Linked DNA regions of Homo sapiens: all the other regions are linked to region 3. Evidence: chromatin loops called from intact Hi-C (ENCODE). Cell type or tissue: A673. All regions are shown on one strand. Each heading gives the region's core, and the rest is flanking DNA. Links, peaks and the distances in the headings are about the cores only.

Region 1 (2,500 bases), core at 1-2,500, 320 kb after region 3:
GTCTGGTGGTGCACGCCTGTAGTCCCAGCAACTCTGGAGGCTGAGGCAGGAGAATCTCTTGAACCTGAAAGGTGGAGGTTGCAGTGAGCCAAGATCACGCCACTGCACTCCAGCCTGGCAACAGAGTGAGACTCCGTCTCAACAACAACAATAACAACATCAAAAAAGACACAAAATCCTCAGAAAAAAGGACTGAAGATTGTTCCTTCATAGCATGATTTTAAAATGATTTATGATCTTTAGAAAGGGCACAAATTAGAAGTGAGAGAATAAAAAGAGACAGGCATCATTAATGACTGCAATGAATAATCAATAACTGTGACATAAAACAATTGCAATGCAACAACAAAACCAGAAAGAACAAAAAAATTATTTCAGTCTTGATTTCTTATTAAAATGGCAACAGCATTCTATAAATGTCCACAGGTCTCAGGAATGACTATTTGACAACAGAGCCACTAATGATAAAAAGGGGCTTCTTTCTGTTTTATATTTTATATATTCTGGCTGAAATGATGGGAAAGAATATAATGGTTGAGAACACATAATACAAAAAATAATTAGAATGAAACAGCTCAATTTCCTAAATGTCCTTAAGTACTTTACATCTGAAAAGGCAAACTCAGGTACGTCTTTTTTTTTTTAAACTAATAAAAGGACAACACTGAAAAAAAAAAAAAAAGAAGAATCTTTAAAAGAGAGACTAGCATATTCTCCCCAATAGTTTTGTAACCATATCTCAAGAAATCTTATTTCCCACAGGTTTTCTAAGAGATTTCCTTTTTCCCACAATTGCTTGAATTTCCCTGCTATAAATCTCTGCAAGCCACTGAATGAAGCTTTACAAAGGCATAAATAAAAGAGTAGGAATGATCCACACTGAAATAACCAAGCCAAAATAGACTTGAGAAAAAAAGAATGTAGAGCAATTTTTTTTCCACCTATCAGGGTATCTGGTTCTTTAAATGATTACCCTGACTTGGTTTTTAAATTTTTTTTTGGGAGGTGGTTAGGCCATTAGTCCCTTAAAAAGTGATGCCATGATTCTTGGTAGGATATCAGTGGCCAAATATATACAGAAACATGATGGCAGCTGCTGTTTCTGTGATCAAAAATTCATAGTAGGTTTCCTTCCTTCCTTCCTTCCTTCCTTCCTTCCTCCCTCTCTCCCTCCCTTCCTTCCCCCTTTCCTTTCCTCTCATTCTCCCTCCTAATTTTTTAACCATTCAATAGATGGCAGATATATGGCATGCCAGTAAGAATTATGTCTATCTTCTTCACAATTTTGTTTGTGGCACAACTTTTGTTGCCTAGAATGTGCTTAATAAATATTTGCTTGAGGAAGTAAGTGAATCTATTGAACACCAAACACCAAGCTAGGCACCGAAGTTGAAAAATCCTATCCCACAGGTTCATCTGGGATCTGCAAAACTGTGTTTAGGGAAACAGATCAAATTGAATCTATGATTGTACAGAGTGGGGTCCTTTTTCCCAAAGCAGGACAAGAGGTGTTTACTAAGTTATAAAATAGAAATGTTCTGGCTCTGATTTTGAAAACGTGGAACCTACTGGAATGGGCAGGTTGAATGAACATCCCTGAAAAAATGTGGCATTCTCCCTACTTCTAGAGTAAAGGCAGAAAACTCTTCATCTGATGGAAAGAGGCCCCTAAGAAAGGCTGAGTGACCAGAAAAGCTTATTATTGTTGCCTTGCGGGTGCCTGAACACTTTGCTCAGTCATGTCATCACTGGCCAGGGTGGGCTCCCTTGGACGCGGAAGTTTCCCTGCATCATTTGGAGCCAAGTTCCTGAGTGCCCCCATGGGTTCCTATACAATTTGGGTCTTTGTTGAATTCACAGCAGCTGCTTGGCTTTCCTGTGATTCTGTGCTAGAGCTCTGGGTGAGGAAATCCAGGCTCATGCTGGACCTTCTAAATGACTTCCAGTGACTTGGATTTAAGTGTCAAAAGTTTAGAAAATATTCAGTTAATAGTCATTTGGGAGGTAGGACATCATTGCTGCATTAACGGCCTTAAATTTGCCTACATTTCAATGCATGTTCAATACCTTACTATTAACCAACCTCCCAAATAGCAATCTCAAAATGGAATAATCCATTTACTCTAAGCAATGACCAGTGCATCAAGTGTTAGGAGTCTCTTCCTGAGCTGAGTGACAGACACTTTAACTGCCGCTCTCTGCAAACACTTGCTGCTTGAGTCAGGAGAACCCTGCTCTGGCACACAACGCAGATGCCTGCAGAAACTGCACAGAGCTGCCTGGCCTGCCTGAGCATGAAGCAACCCGAAAAGTCCACAGGAGTCATAGGAGCTTTCTAACTTCTGGACAAAATGAAGCGAGTCATATTGAATGTCACAGAGACCAATAGCAGGTTCTCTTGCTTGAGAAGCATCCACTAACACCAAGAGCTCAAAATTTTTTTAAAAAATTATACTTTTGTTTGCATTTTTACCCAGCTGACCTAGCCAGAAATTGCAAA
Region 2 (2,500 bases), core at 1-2,500, 720 kb after region 3:
AGTTTTGTCAGTTTTTGCTTTATATGTTTTTACGCTATTTCTAGATATATAAATTCTATCTATTATGATTTCTTCTTTGAACTATGTGTTACTTAGAAGTATGTTATTTGCATTTTTGCTATTAAAGTTTTTAGCAAGGAAATAAGGCAATCAAATTTGTTCCTTAAAAAAGAGTCGCTAAGAGACTTCCTTCTGCCATGCCCTCTGATATCTCTCTCTTTCTGTCTCCTATTCCACAGTTTATAAAAATTAACTGTAGACTTACCAATTAAGCCAATCACGGATATATGAATTACTGGCAGTTCCATTTGCTTTGATCCCATGGTAAATTAAGCAAATCCTCACAGCATATTGAGGCCCTATTCATATTGTTCACTTATCCTTCTCTCCCAGACCCTGGATTGGGTGAGTGGGATTCTGTTGGTTCTAGCTGATTTTTGAATACTAGCATATGACTTTAATCTCTGAAAGATCTAGATATCTCATATACTAGAAATAATCTTATTTCACTCACTGAAATGACCTTAATCCCAAAATGTGTTATGGTACTCAATCACATTAACAAGTTTAAGCAAGTATGTCAGATTGATTTCCAGCTTTTGGTGTTTTAAGATAAAATGTGAATCCTTTTTTTAACTGTATGTTGCAACTTTCCTTCTAGGTGGTTTCTTGAACAAAATAAAGCAGTTTTCTTACTGGGTAGACATCCTGCTTTAAAAATTATTCATAATCTGGAGCCTAAACTTAATGTAAAACTCTGAGTTTGGTTTATATCCAATAGCCTAAGGTTTCATAGAATTTTGGTGGTCGGCAAAGGAATTACTGGAATAAAAATATCACAGCTTCTGTGCTGTGTGCAGATACTTACTGAGTGTAATGAAGGAATTACTCTCTAACCGAGCACATATTCTGAGCAATTAGGCCAAGTGCCAAAACCATTAAGGCTCAAATGCCAAGTGCCTGTAGGGAGGGTTCTGTTACAGGATTTAGCAACCCAACCCTTGGCTCACTTACCAGAGGGTGGCACTCCAGGCTTCCTGATAACTGTGCCAGCCTGGCTGAGACTCAGCAGCTGCCATCCAGCCACTTCTGGCTTCTGGACCCTCTCCCCAGTACTGCCTCTGTCTCCACCCTTCTCGCCCATCTGCCCCTCCATCTGCCTGTCAGTTGAGCAGTGGCTACACAGTTGGGGACACCTTACATGTTGAGTCATGACTCCCAGCTAACACATTGCATTCACCTTCCCTGTTCCTCCACCACCTACCAATACTTCTCCCACTTGGCAACTTGAAAGGAAAGGGTTGCCAATTTCTGTTTCATAACATTTCAGGGGCTTCCATTCAGAGGCTTCTGGAGTATCCTGGCACTCAAGGAAACTGGGCATGGAGGTGGAGTAGGGAGAGCCACTCAGAGGATTCTGGGCATCCAGTCACCCCTGGCCCATTCCCAAAAAAACCTGGGGGAACAAGAGTAGCCTTTGTAACTCCAAATTTCATCAAGATGAGCTGAAATCTGGTTCTGTCATTTCCCCATCCTACCCCATCCCATACTCCCTCCTAACCCCATCCCATACTCCCTCCTAACCCCATCCCAAAACCAGAGCAGTGGAATATCTTAACAATTTGACTTTTATCCAGAACTGAGGCTCTTTATTTGTTAGAACTAAGCATTTGGTCCAAGATTTTCTAATTCTTTCTGTGGGAACTTGAATCAGCACCCCCTCCCCAAGCTCCCACAGAAGAAGCAGATGGGGATCTTGGCAAGGTTTGGAAGTCCAGGACTTGGACAGGTTGAGAGTTCTATTTGCCAGGCTGAATTGCTTGTAATTAAAAAGCTTATCCTCCTACTTTTTTGCGCTTCTGAACTTATCTGAAGAATCAACAGAGTATTTAATCATGCATAGAAACAAATCTGTGCATATAAGTGAAAATCTGCATTTAAAGGCAGGTGCTTACCAGGAGAGATGAGTCACGTAAGCTGGTTAGGGTGAAGTTAAGCTCTCTAATGTTGACTTGACATGTCTTGTTTTAAAGGGTGATAGGGTATGATCAGTGTTTTGTGTACAGGTTAGGGCTGGGGTATGGAACTCTACCCCCTTCCTTCTCTATTTGTTTCCTTCATCTCCTTGCCTAAAAAGTGCCTACAATAAGCACTCTGCATATTTTGGGTCTTCTTAGTGACACTTACTGACACCAGATTGTTAACGTTTATCTGCTTTCTACAACAGAAAAGAAAATAACTCATTAGTCTTGACATTTTAATGTGTGAGGGTTTTGAGACAAAAAATAATTTGGCTCCTTCCGGACTAAGTTGTGCTAATTGCCAGATTGTACTCATGTTAGGAAATTGAGAACAAAGTGAAGCATGACCACTTGAGGCTCTTGGGATAATGAGAGTTTTAGGTTATTGTCAGAAATTACGGATTTTTTTCTTGAAAATATTTTAAAGGAGGTGAGTAGGTGACATTTTTCCCCCTTCAGGAGTTCTTACTGGGGGCATT
Region 3 (11,276 bases), core at 167-2,666:
CTTTGAAGCAATTCAGGCTAGGTAAACCGATTTTGCCATTTCAAAACGTTTTATTTTACTTTGTTTTATATCAGAGTCTTATAAAACCTGCTGCAAATATTTCTGAATGTCTTTGTAAAAGTGTTTGTTAGTGTACCTGTGATTATAGTACTTCACTTTTTTCCTTTGGATTAATTGGTTAAATGAATGAGAAATGTGTTATGTTTTTTACTAAAAAGTATAAATTAAAATTTTGGAAAGAAAAGGCAATATTATCTGGCTCCCCAATTAAAGTTTGATTTTATTGTCACAAAAGCAGTCTATAACTTTTTATTCCTTTAAAGAATTTCAGCAATTATGAAATCACAAGTTGATGCTGAAAGAATATCCCACTTTTCACACATATAGCGTGTAAGCTGATGTGCATAAATATGACTAGAAGTTGCTTAGAACATTTAAAGAATGTAGCTTGTTTTGAGGTGGTGGGAGGGTACAACTGACAGTAATAACTAGCTAATTGTCTACATTTCTGCATTAAAAGTGGAACATCTTTATACTTCTACTTTTTAGGTCTATTCTTGGAGTGGGGAGGGGAGAAAGTGTTCTAAATTAGAAAACCAAAGGCTATAGATTTAGCTCTATCTTTCCCTACCTGTACCATCAGATTGGGTCTTTCAAGTGGAATATTTATCGATCAGAGAAAACTTGGATGAAATCTGATGGTGAACAGAGATTTACCACGAATTTTTTTTTTTTTTTTTTTTTTTGAGACAGAGTCTCGCTTGGTCGCCCAGGCTGGAGCGCAGGAGTCTCGCTCGCTCGGTCGACCAGGCTGGAGTGCAGTGGCGCCATCTCGGCTCACTGCAAGCCCCGCCTCCCGGGTTCATGCCATTCTCCTGCCTCAGCCTCCCGAGTAGCTGGGACTACAGGCGCCCGTCACCACACCCGGCTAATTTTTTTTTTTTTGTATTTTTAGCGGAAATGGGGTTTCACCGTGTTAGCCAGGATGGTCTTGATCTCCTGACCTCGTGATACGCCCGCCTCCGCCTCCCAAAGTGCTAGGACTTTGTTCTTAGGTCACTTAACAGATTAAAAGACTGCTTCAAGCAATGTAGTGTAAGGCTACGGCAATAAAGTCCTATTTTGTTTTGCCTTTGCTGTTTTTAAGCACTTTTGCATTTGAAAACAGGACAGATTGGATAGTCAGCATTAAAATGGAAACTCAAATTTTTGCTTTTTAGGCTTACCAAAATAAATGAGAGTTTTTAAAAGTCCTAAATTTATTACTTTAATTTGTTGTATTCTCTGCTATATATTTTCAGCAACAATAAAAAATCAAAATAATCATCTTTATTGATTCAGTAAAAAGTTTTGAGACAACAAACATATAAAAGCACTCAGTCAAGTGTCCTCTGCTCTAATAGTTCCCTACCTGGTTGGGAAAACAAGCTACTTAAACCTTGTCTTTTAGTAGTTTTAGGAGATACCATTTTTGGCACTTGTGTTATGTTACATTCTTGATACACAAGAGGTCAGTAGCGTTCTGCTTATAAGCATTTCTTGAAATCAAACATGGGCTAAACTTCATACTTTGGTTGTTTTTTTTTTTAATTGAAGCTACAGTGTTCACCATACTTTCATTGTTTTTCTTTTTTCTGCCACTTGCTTACATCTTAAGGAAATTGCTTTATGGGTGAAACATTTTCCAAGCATTGTTGGAAATTTTTTACTGGTTAATTGGACTTGTCCACAATTAAAAAAAAAGTTTAAACCTTTTCAGTAATTCAGACTAACAGCCAGAAGTGAATTAACTTATTTTAAATGAAGGTGAAACTATAATCTGAATGTGTGAGTTTAGTACAATAGAGAATGAATTTGTATTAGTGGGGAATCATTCTTTTTTCTCCCTAGTAGTTGTTTTTTGTTGTCGTTGTTGCTGTTGTATAAAAAAAAAAAACAATTTCACCTTGTGGTTGCTACTTTACAAATAAGAAAAATAAGTTTTTTATAAAGACTCTTAGGTCATTTCTTCATCAGCTACTCTGGAATCCATGAGTTTATAAATTAATCCTCTAAACGCTAAATGACATGTAGATGCTCCTTTGGTGTATAAGAATTGAATAGAATTTGAGCAATGAAAAATAACACTACTTAAAACTTATTTTTTCCATTGTAAACAATGAAGTAATATGACTTAATTCTGCTTCTATGTAATTCATAAATAAAAAACTCACTGTAACATTAAAACAAGCATGTCCTACATGAGTTACATTTAAATAAATTAATTTTAATTTAAATTAATTTAATAGATTAATTTGCGTGAGTCACAACAAATTGATATTATAAACTTGCTTCTCAATTTTCAGCCGCTTTATCAAAGGAAGAAAATTTTAGTTGCATGGTGCAGATTCTCAGATTTGTTCCTAGTGAGAATTAGTTACTGTAATATGTGTTAGAAATTTTTTTTTACAATACGACATTTATATACAAATTGTCACAATCACCAGTTAAATGTTTTTATAACATTTTTCTTCACAGTGTGTATAAAGAAGTATTTAAATATTTTGATGCTTCCTGTATTGAACTGAAATACTTATTTTTACTTAACTAAAGGGATGAAGGAACTAACTATATGTACGTTTGTTTTTAATCAACATTAATTGAGGTAAATGTATTCAGTTTTGTGTGGAGCGTATGGGGGTTACGTTTGTGCAGTCTGTGTGCATATGTGTAAATATAAATGTGCATCTAAAGGGCATTATGCCCAACTAGGTCAGAAGAACTGGATCAAGACAGTTGAAACAACATGGCTAAACGTTAAGTCCTCATCGGAGGACACCTGGTTTGGCAACAAATTATTTGAAAAAGTTTTGGAAAGTTTGTTGGCCAAAAATATTACAAGCCTTGTTAAGAAAAATGTTGCAATCTTAGACAACATTGAAGTGTAGATTTAATGGCAGTTTAATCGACAAGATAGTCTATATATCTAGTAAATAGCTCCGTGGTGTTGTTTCCTTTGGCTACTACATTTTAAGGGGGCATCCTATAAACTGTTTAACCCAAAAGCAGTGTGATGGTTAATATTGAGTGTCAGCTTGGTTGGATTGAAGGATGCAAAGTATTGTTCCTGGGTGTGTCTGTGAGAGGGTTGCCGAAGGAGATTAACATTTGAATCAATGGACTGTGAGAGGCAGCCCCACCCTCAATCTGAGTGGGCACCATCTAATCAGCTGCCAGCGTGGCTAGAATAAAAGCAAGCAGAGGAACGTGGAAGGATGAGACTGGCTGAGTCTTCTGGTCTTCATCTTTCTCCCATGCTGGATGCTTCCTGCCCTTGAACATTGGACTGCAAGTTCTTTAGCTTTTGGACGTTTGGACTTACACCAGTGGTTTGCCAGGGGCTCTCAGACCTTCTGCCACAGACTGAAGGCTGCACTTTCAGCTTCCCTACTTTTGAGGTTTTGGAACTCGGACTGGCTTTCTTGCTCCGCAGCTTGCAGGTGGCCTGTTATGGGACTTTACCTTGTGGATCATGTGAGTCAGTACTCCTTAAACTCCCTTTCATATATCCATCTATCCTATTCATCCTGTCTCTGTAGACAACCCTGACTAATACAAGCAGGTAACCAAAATAACAGTGTTTGGAAATAATTCTGAAGTCTCAGAGGGTGATCATGTAGTAGAGTGAATAGAATTCTGCACTTTCCTCCAGAACTAAGACAATGAGTACAAATAATAGAGTGGTCCATTGGATCAGCCCAATAAAAGAACCCTCCTCTAGCAGTGGAATGGGCTGTAGCAGTGGATGTGGTAAAGCTTGGTGTTTCACAGCTTGGAATCCAGAGTTAGGTTGACCTACGTTCTAATCCACGCCCTGCAACTAATTTGTATTGTTTTGAGCTATGCCTCATTTTTTTGCTCATTTGTGAAATGGGAATACTAGTATTTTCCTTATGGAATTATTGTGAATACAAATAAGATCATGCATGTAAAGCATTAAGCCCTGTCTCTGACATGCAATAAGCACTCAACAAACCTTAAGAGATTCACGTGTGGTGTTTCAATCAGACAATGGCAGTCATGCTACCACCTTTGGGCAGGGTTTGGGAGAATGGTGAGACCACATGAACTTCCCTATTATATAATTCTGTGTTTAGTCACAGTATTGAAAATTAAAGGTAAGGCTGTAATATACTAAAGCATCTATCATTTAGAAATGCCATTTTAAAAAACATGGCTATTTTTAGTTGGCATTAATGCTGTTTATCCAACAAGTAATTTATGATCAAGGTAAAGACTCCCACCTTCTGCAATTTATATTCTAGTTGGAGAGACAGAGGAAATTGAGAGGAAAAATGGGATTTTGGTTAACATTTATGGTATACATTAACACTTAGTTGGTTAAGCAAATACCCATTTTCAGTGTTCTTCTGCCTTTCCTTCCACTACTGTAACGACTGGAAGAGCTGGGTGCTCACTTCCTCAGCCTGCTAGCAACTAGAGGTAGCTCTGTGACGTGGCTCTGACCATAATTGGAAGTCTACTGGTAGACTTCTAGAAAAGCATTTGCTTTTTTGATTTTAAAAAATAGCAGCATCACTCCTTTATCCATTTCTTCCCTGCCTTGAACTTGGAAGTGATGCCTGAAGTTGCAGTAGCCGTCTCAGAACCATGAAGCCACAAAGCAGCAATCTTAAGGCAGAAAGATAGGAGCCTGGGTTTTTAGCATGTTAGGGAACCACTACATTGTCCTTGTATTTCCTTTCTCCAGACTTCTTTTTATGGGAGATAATTAAATGTGACTAAAGCCACTGTTAGTTGAATGTTTTCTTGCAGGTGAAAGCATTCCTAAGAAATGTAATACTGAGTTAAACTGCATTAATTTGAGAAAGATGGATATTTTTATTGTTTTAAGATTCTGTATCCAGGAATATGTCATTCCAATGTCTTATGTCCTTTAAGATTTTACAAGTTTTTTTAAAAAAATAGATGCTGTGCCTTTTTCTCGTGACAAATTTAGATTCCTGTATCAAATTTATTCCATGCATTTATTACCGATACTAGAGTAGGATTTTTCCCCATTTCTATTTAGTTATTGGAGGTATAGAGAAAAGGAATCAATTTGTTTTATATATAATATATTAACCTTAATTAATTTAATTTAATAATTTAATGAGTTAATTTAACAATTAACCTTAATTATTTTAATTAGCTATTATGGACATTTGGATTTTGTGGGTGGAGCACTGAAAAAAACTATACATCTTTCAATATTTGTATTGCTTGTTTGATTTTCAAAATTTTATTACATTAGCTACACTATTTAAAACAATGTTGAATGATAGGGGGATATCCTTATCTTATTTCTGATTTTAATGGAAATGTTTGCACTACACCAATTATTAATAATACGATATTTGCTATTAAGTTTTGGTAATTTTCATATTTCAGTTCTTTGTCTCTTAGAGTTTTATTAAGAATACTTAATTTTATTAACTGGCTTTTGACATTGATGTAGACAATATGTTGATGTAATGAATGTTACAGATTATTTTTCTTATGTTATTGGAAAACATTTTAATCATGATGTCTTGCTTGGAACTTCTATTCTTGAAACACAAAGGGCAGTAGAGTTCTATTTATACAATTTACTAATTATGTTTCTTCCATCTCCAAAAGGAAATTGAGTTTCCTTACAATAAAAGAATACATTAAAATAGAAAAAGTAATGTCAAACAAACATTTTATAGAAAGTACATTTATTGGAAACCTGGATTAGTAATAGTTACAGCAATAAAATATTAAGTTAATTTGGAGTTTTCTTGTAGCTGTGGCAAAGAAGGAAATATAAATAATTCTCATTTAATGAAATCTTATCCATTCTTTGGAAAAAACAAGCTCTTGTTTTTTCTTTTCTTTTTTTTTTTGGCTCAACTTGAAAAGTTTCCATAGTCTTCCACAAATTATAGATATCAGAAGAAACTTTGGTTATCAACAATAGCAATAAAAGTGATTTTTAATGGACTATATTATTAAATAGATTAGTGCAATTATGTATCAAAATCATGCCTTTTATTTTACTTGTTTATATATATTTTCAACTTTTAGATTCTGGGGGGCTACATATACAGATTTGTTACAAAGGTATATTGCATGATGCTAATGTTTGGAGTATAATTGAACCTGTCATCCAGGATGTAAGGGTAATACCTAATATGTACTTTTTCAGCCCTCTCCCTCTCCCAACCCCCTCCCTCTTATATTCTTCAGTGTCTGTTGTTCCCATCTTTATGTCTGTGTGTACCCATTGTTTAGCTCCGACTTGTGAGAACATGTGGTATTTGGTTTTCTCTTTCTGTATTCTCTCACTTAGGATACTGGCCTCAAGCTGCATCCATATTGCTGCAAACAGCATGACTTCACTCTTTTTTATGGCTGCATAGTATTCCTTGGTGTATGTGTACCATGTTTTCTTTATCCAGTCCAACATTGAAGGGTATCTAGGTTGATCCCATGTCTTTGCTATTGTGAATAGTGCTGCAGTGAACATGGATGCATGTGCCTTTTTGGTAGAATGATTTATTTTTCTTAGGTTATATACCCAGTAATAGGATTGCTGGGTCAAATGCTAGTTCAGCTCTTAGTTCCATAAGAAGTCTTCCATACAAAAAAAAAAAAAATTAGCTAGGCGTGGTGGTGCATTCCTGTAATCCCAGCTACTTGGGAGGCTGAGGCAGGAGAATCACTTGAACTAGGGAGTCGGAGGTTGCAGTGAGCCAAGACCGCGCCGATGCACTCCAGCCTGGCAACAGAGCGAGACTCTGTCTAAAAAAACAAAACAAAACAAAAAAGAAGTCTTCCAACTGCTCTCCACAGTGGATGAACTAATATATTCCCACCAACAGTGTATTAGTGTTCCCTTTTCTCTGCAACCCCACCAGCATTTGTTATTTTTGACGGTTTAACAAAAGCTATTCTGACGTGTGTGAGATTGATTTGCATTTATCTAATGATTAGTGATGATGAGCATTTTTCCATTTGTTTGTTGGCCACTTGTATGTCTTCTTTTGAGAAGTGTCTGTTCATATCCTTTGCCCACTTTTTAACAGGGCTATTTGTTTTTTGCTTATTGATTTAGTTCCTTATAGATTGTGGACATTAGGCTATTTTCAGGTGCATAGTTTGAGTGTTTTCTCCCATTCTGTAGGTTGTCTGTTTACTCTGTTGATAGTTTCTTTTGCTTTGCAAAAGCTCTTTAGTTTAATTAGGTCCTACTTGTCAATTTTTGTTTTTGTTGCAATTGTTTATGAAGACAACTGTAAATTCTTTGTCAAGGCCAGTATTGAGAAGGGTATTTCCTAGGTTTTCCTCAAGAAATGTTATGGTTTGAGGTCTTATATTTAAGTCCTTAATGCATCTTGAGTTAATTTTTACATATGGTGATAGATAGGGGTCTACTTTCATTCTTCTCTATATGGGTAGCCAGTTATACCAGCATCATTTATTGAGTAGAGAGTCCTTTCTTCATTGCTTATTTTGTTGACTTTGTCAAAGATCATATGGTCACAGGTGTGCAGCTTTATTTCTGGGTTTCCTACTCTGTTCCATTGGTCTATGTGTCTATTTTTATAACAGTACCGTGCTGTTTTGGTTATTGTAGCCTTATAATATTGTTTGAAGTCAGGTAATGTGATGCCCCCCCACTTTGTACTTTTTGCTTAGGATTGTGTTGGCTATTCAGGCTGTTTTTTGGTTCCATATGAATTTTAGAATAGTTTTTTCCAATTCTGTGAAAAATGATCTTGGTGCTCTAATAGGAATGGTGTTGAATCTATACATTGCTTTGGGCAATATGGCCATTTTAATGATGTTGATTCTTCCCATCCTCGAGTATGGAATGTTTTTCCATTTGTTTGTGTCATTACTGATTTATTTCAGTGCACTTGTTGTTCTTCTAGTGGTCTCTCACCTCCTTGGTTAGATGCATTCCTAGGTATTGTATTCTTTTTGAGGCTATTGTAAATAGGATTGTGTTCTTGATTTGGCTCTTAGCTTGAACATTATTGGTGTATAGAAATGCTACTAATTTTTGTACACAGATTTTGTATAATGAAACTTCACTGAAATTGTTTATCAATTCTTAGAGGCTTTGGTGGAGGCTTTGGCATTTTCTCAGTATAGAATCATATCATCAGGGAAGAGAGATAGTTTGGCTTCTTTTATTTCCTATTTCTGTGACTTTTATTTCTTTCTCTTGCCTGATTTCTCTGGCTAGGACTCCCAGTACTGGGTTGAATAGGAGTGGTGAGAGTGGACATTCTTGTCTTATTCCAATTCTTAGGCAAAATGCTTCCAACATTTGCCCATTAAGTATGATGTTGGCCATGAGTTTGTCATAGCTGGCTCTTATTATTTTGAGGTATGTTCTTTCAGTGCCTAGTTTGTTGAAGGCTTTTATTGTGAAGGGATGTTGGATTTTATTGAAGGCTTTTTTTTTTTTTTTTTTTTGGTCTATGGAGATGATCACATAGTTTTTGTTTTTAATCCTGTTTATGTGGTGAATCACATTTATTTACTTGTGTGTGTTGAACTATCCTTGCATCCCATAAATAAAGTCTGGTTGATCATGGTGAATTAACTTTTTGATGTGCTGCTGGATTTGGTTTGTTAGTATTTTGTTGAGGGCTGTTGCATCTGTGTTCATCAGGGATATTGGCCTGCAGTTTTCTTTTTTCATTGTGTCTCTGCCAGATTTTTGGCATCAAGATGATGCTGGTTTTGTAAAATGAATTAGGGAAGAGTCCTTCCTCCTTGATTTTTTTTGGAATAGTTTCAGTAGGATTGATACCAGCTCATCCTTGTACGTCTGATATTATTCAGCTGTGAATCCATCTGGTCCAGGACTTTTTTTGGTTGGTAGGATTTTTATTACTAATTCAATTTTAGCACTCATTATTGGTCTTCTCAGGGTTTCAGTTTATTCGTTCAATCTTGGGAAGTTGTGTGTTTCCAGAAATTTTTCCATTGCTTCCAGATTTTGTTTTCTTTTCCTTTCTTCCTTTCCTTTCTCTATTTCTCTTTCTTTCTCTCTCTCTCTCTCTTTCTCTCTTTCTTTCTCTCTCTCCTTCTTTCCTTCCCTTCCCCCCTACCCTCCTTCCTTTTCCTTCAGTTATTTATTTATTTATTTTGAAACAGAACCTCATTCTGTCACTCAGACTAGAGTGCAGCGGCGCGATCTTGGGTCACCGCAACCTCCGCCTCCTAGGTTCAAGTGATTCTCCTGCCTTGGCCTCCTCAGTAGCTGGGATTATAGGTGCATGCCACCATGCCAGGCTAACTTTTTAATATTTTGTTAAGATGGGTTCTCACTGTGTTGCACAGGCTGTCTTCTAGATTTTCTAGTTTGAGTACATGGAGATGTTTTAGTAGTTAGTCTCTGAGGATCTTTTGTATTTCTGTGGGATCAGTGGTAATGTCATCTTTGTCTTTTCTGATTCTACTTATTTGTATTGTTACTCTTTTTATTAATCTAGACAGCAGTGTATCAATCTTGTTTATCCTTTCAAAAAACTAACTTTTGGTTTCATTGATCTTTTGTGTGTATTTTTGCATCTCAACTTCATTCAGTTCTGCTCTGATTTTAGTTTTCTTCTGCTAGCATTGAGGTTCCTGTTTTTCTAGTTCTTCTGGGGGCAATGTTTGATTATTAATTTGATATCTTTCTAACTTCTTGATATAGGTATTTTGTACTGTAAACTTTTCTCTTATCACTGCTTTCATTGCATCCCAGAGATTTTGGTATGTTGTGTCTCTGTTTTTATTAATTTTTGAGAAATTTTTTATTTCTGCCTTAATTTTATTATTTACCCAAAAGTCATTCAGGAGTAAGTCGTTTAATTTCCATGTATTATGTGGTTTTAAGAGGGCTTCTTGGTATTGATTTATATTTTTATTGCACGGTCATTGGAGAGTATGGTTGGTATGATTTTAATTTTTTAAAAGGTACTGAGACTTGCTTTATAACCAAATATGGTTAATCTTAAGAGTGTGTTTCCTGTGCAGTTGGGAAGAATGTATATTCTGTGGTTGTTGGGTGTAGTATTTTGTACATGTCTATTAGGTACAATTGGTCATGTGTCAGGTTTAAGTCCAGAATGTATTTGTTAGTTTTTTGCCTTGATAGTGTAACACTGTCAGTGGGGTGAGGTCCTCCAATATTGTTATGTGGCTTTTTTTTTTTTTTTTTTTTTTGAGACGGAGTTTCACTCTTGTTGCCCAGGTGTCACCACACCAGGCTAATTTTGTATTTTTAGCAGAGACAGGGTTTCCCCTTGTTGGTCAGGCTGGTCTCGAACTCCCAACCTCAGGTGATGCGCCTGCCTCTGCCTCCCAAAGTGCTGGAATTACAGGCATAAGCCACCACGCCCAGCCCTGAGTCTTTTTGCCATTCTACAAGTGCTTGTTTTATCAATATGACTTCTCCAGTGTTGGATGCATATGTATTTAGGATAGTTATGTTTTGCTGAATTGAACCTTTTATCATTATATAATGCCCTTCTTTGTCCTTTTTGACTATGTTGGTTTAAAGCTTGTTTTGTCTTATGTAATAATAGTTACCCTGCTCTTTTTTGCTTTCTGTTTGCATGATAGATTTTTCTCCATTTCTTTATTTTGAGACTATGGGTGTTTTTACACGTGGGATGGGTCTCTTGAAGATAGACGGTTGGGTCTTGACAGTCTGTGCCGTTTAAGTGGGGCGTTTAGACTATTTATGTTCAAGGTTAATGTTGATATGTAAGGATTTGATCCTGTCATTTTGTTATTAATTGGTTGTTTTGTAGACTCAATTATGTAATTGCTTTGTAGGATCTGTTGTGTATGTACTTAAGTGTGTTTTTGTGGTATCAGATATTGTTCTTTCCTTTCCACATTTAGAACTCTCTCCTTAAGTACCTCTTGTAAGGCAGGTCTGGTGGTAATGAATTCCCTTAGTCTTTACATGTTTGAAAAGGATTTCATTTCTCCTTTGCATGTGAATCATAATTTGGCAGGATATAAAATTCTTGGTTGGAATTTCTTTTCTTTAAGGATGCTAAATATACATCCCCAGTCTCTCCTGGCTTGTAAAGTTTCTGCTGAGAACTCTGCTGTTAGCCTGATGGGGTTCCCTTTGTAAGTGACTTGGCCTTTTTCCCTAGCCACCTTTATGATTTTTTTTTTCCTGTTGACTTTGGAGAATCTGATGACTGTGTGTCTTTGGGATGGTTGTCTTGTATAATATCTTGCAGGTGTTCTCT

What was found. Peaks named below come from ENCODE experiments on the same cell type or tissue, not always from the same donor. Only the 100,000 strongest peaks of a DNase experiment are listed, where the experiment ranks them.
Region 1: a loop joins it to region 3, with 5 times the contacts of the local background. A loop is called at or near these places in 1 of 110 quality-filtered maps.
Region 2: a loop joins it to region 3, with 2.3 times the contacts of the local background. A loop is called at or near these places in 1 of 110 quality-filtered maps.

Annotation. Positions count from the first base shown.
Region 1 is chr13:39,368,441-39,370,940 of GRCh38, forward strand. All of the region lies in intron 3 of LHFPL6 (LHFPL tetraspan subfamily member 6), which reads right to left. Among named protein-coding and RNA genes, the nearest start is that of LHFPL6, 230 kb to the right of the region's middle. In A673, for the core only: no CTCF peak of the experiment used is centred there; DNase peaks (open chromatin) are centred at 1,071, 1,801 and 2,211; H3K27ac peaks cover 2,500 bases.
Region 2 is chr13:39,764,989-39,767,488 of GRCh38, forward strand. It overlaps a transcript of COG6 not described here. Among named protein-coding and RNA genes, the nearest start is that of MIR4305, 100 kb to the left of the region's middle. In A673, for the core only: a CTCF peak has its summit at 1,012 (motif pointing right); a DNase peak (open chromatin) is centred at 993.
Region 3 is chr13:39,049,816-39,061,091 of GRCh38, forward strand. It overlaps NHLRC3 (NHL repeat containing 3), which reads left to right. Exons shown (of 7, transcript NM_001012754.4): 7 at 1-294. It overlaps LOC105370169 (a long non-coding RNA gene), which reads left to right and starts at 3,257. Exons shown (of 5, transcript NR_187783.1): 1 at 3,257-3,513. In A673, for the core only: a CTCF peak has its summit at 1,502; a DNase peak (open chromatin) is centred at 1,516.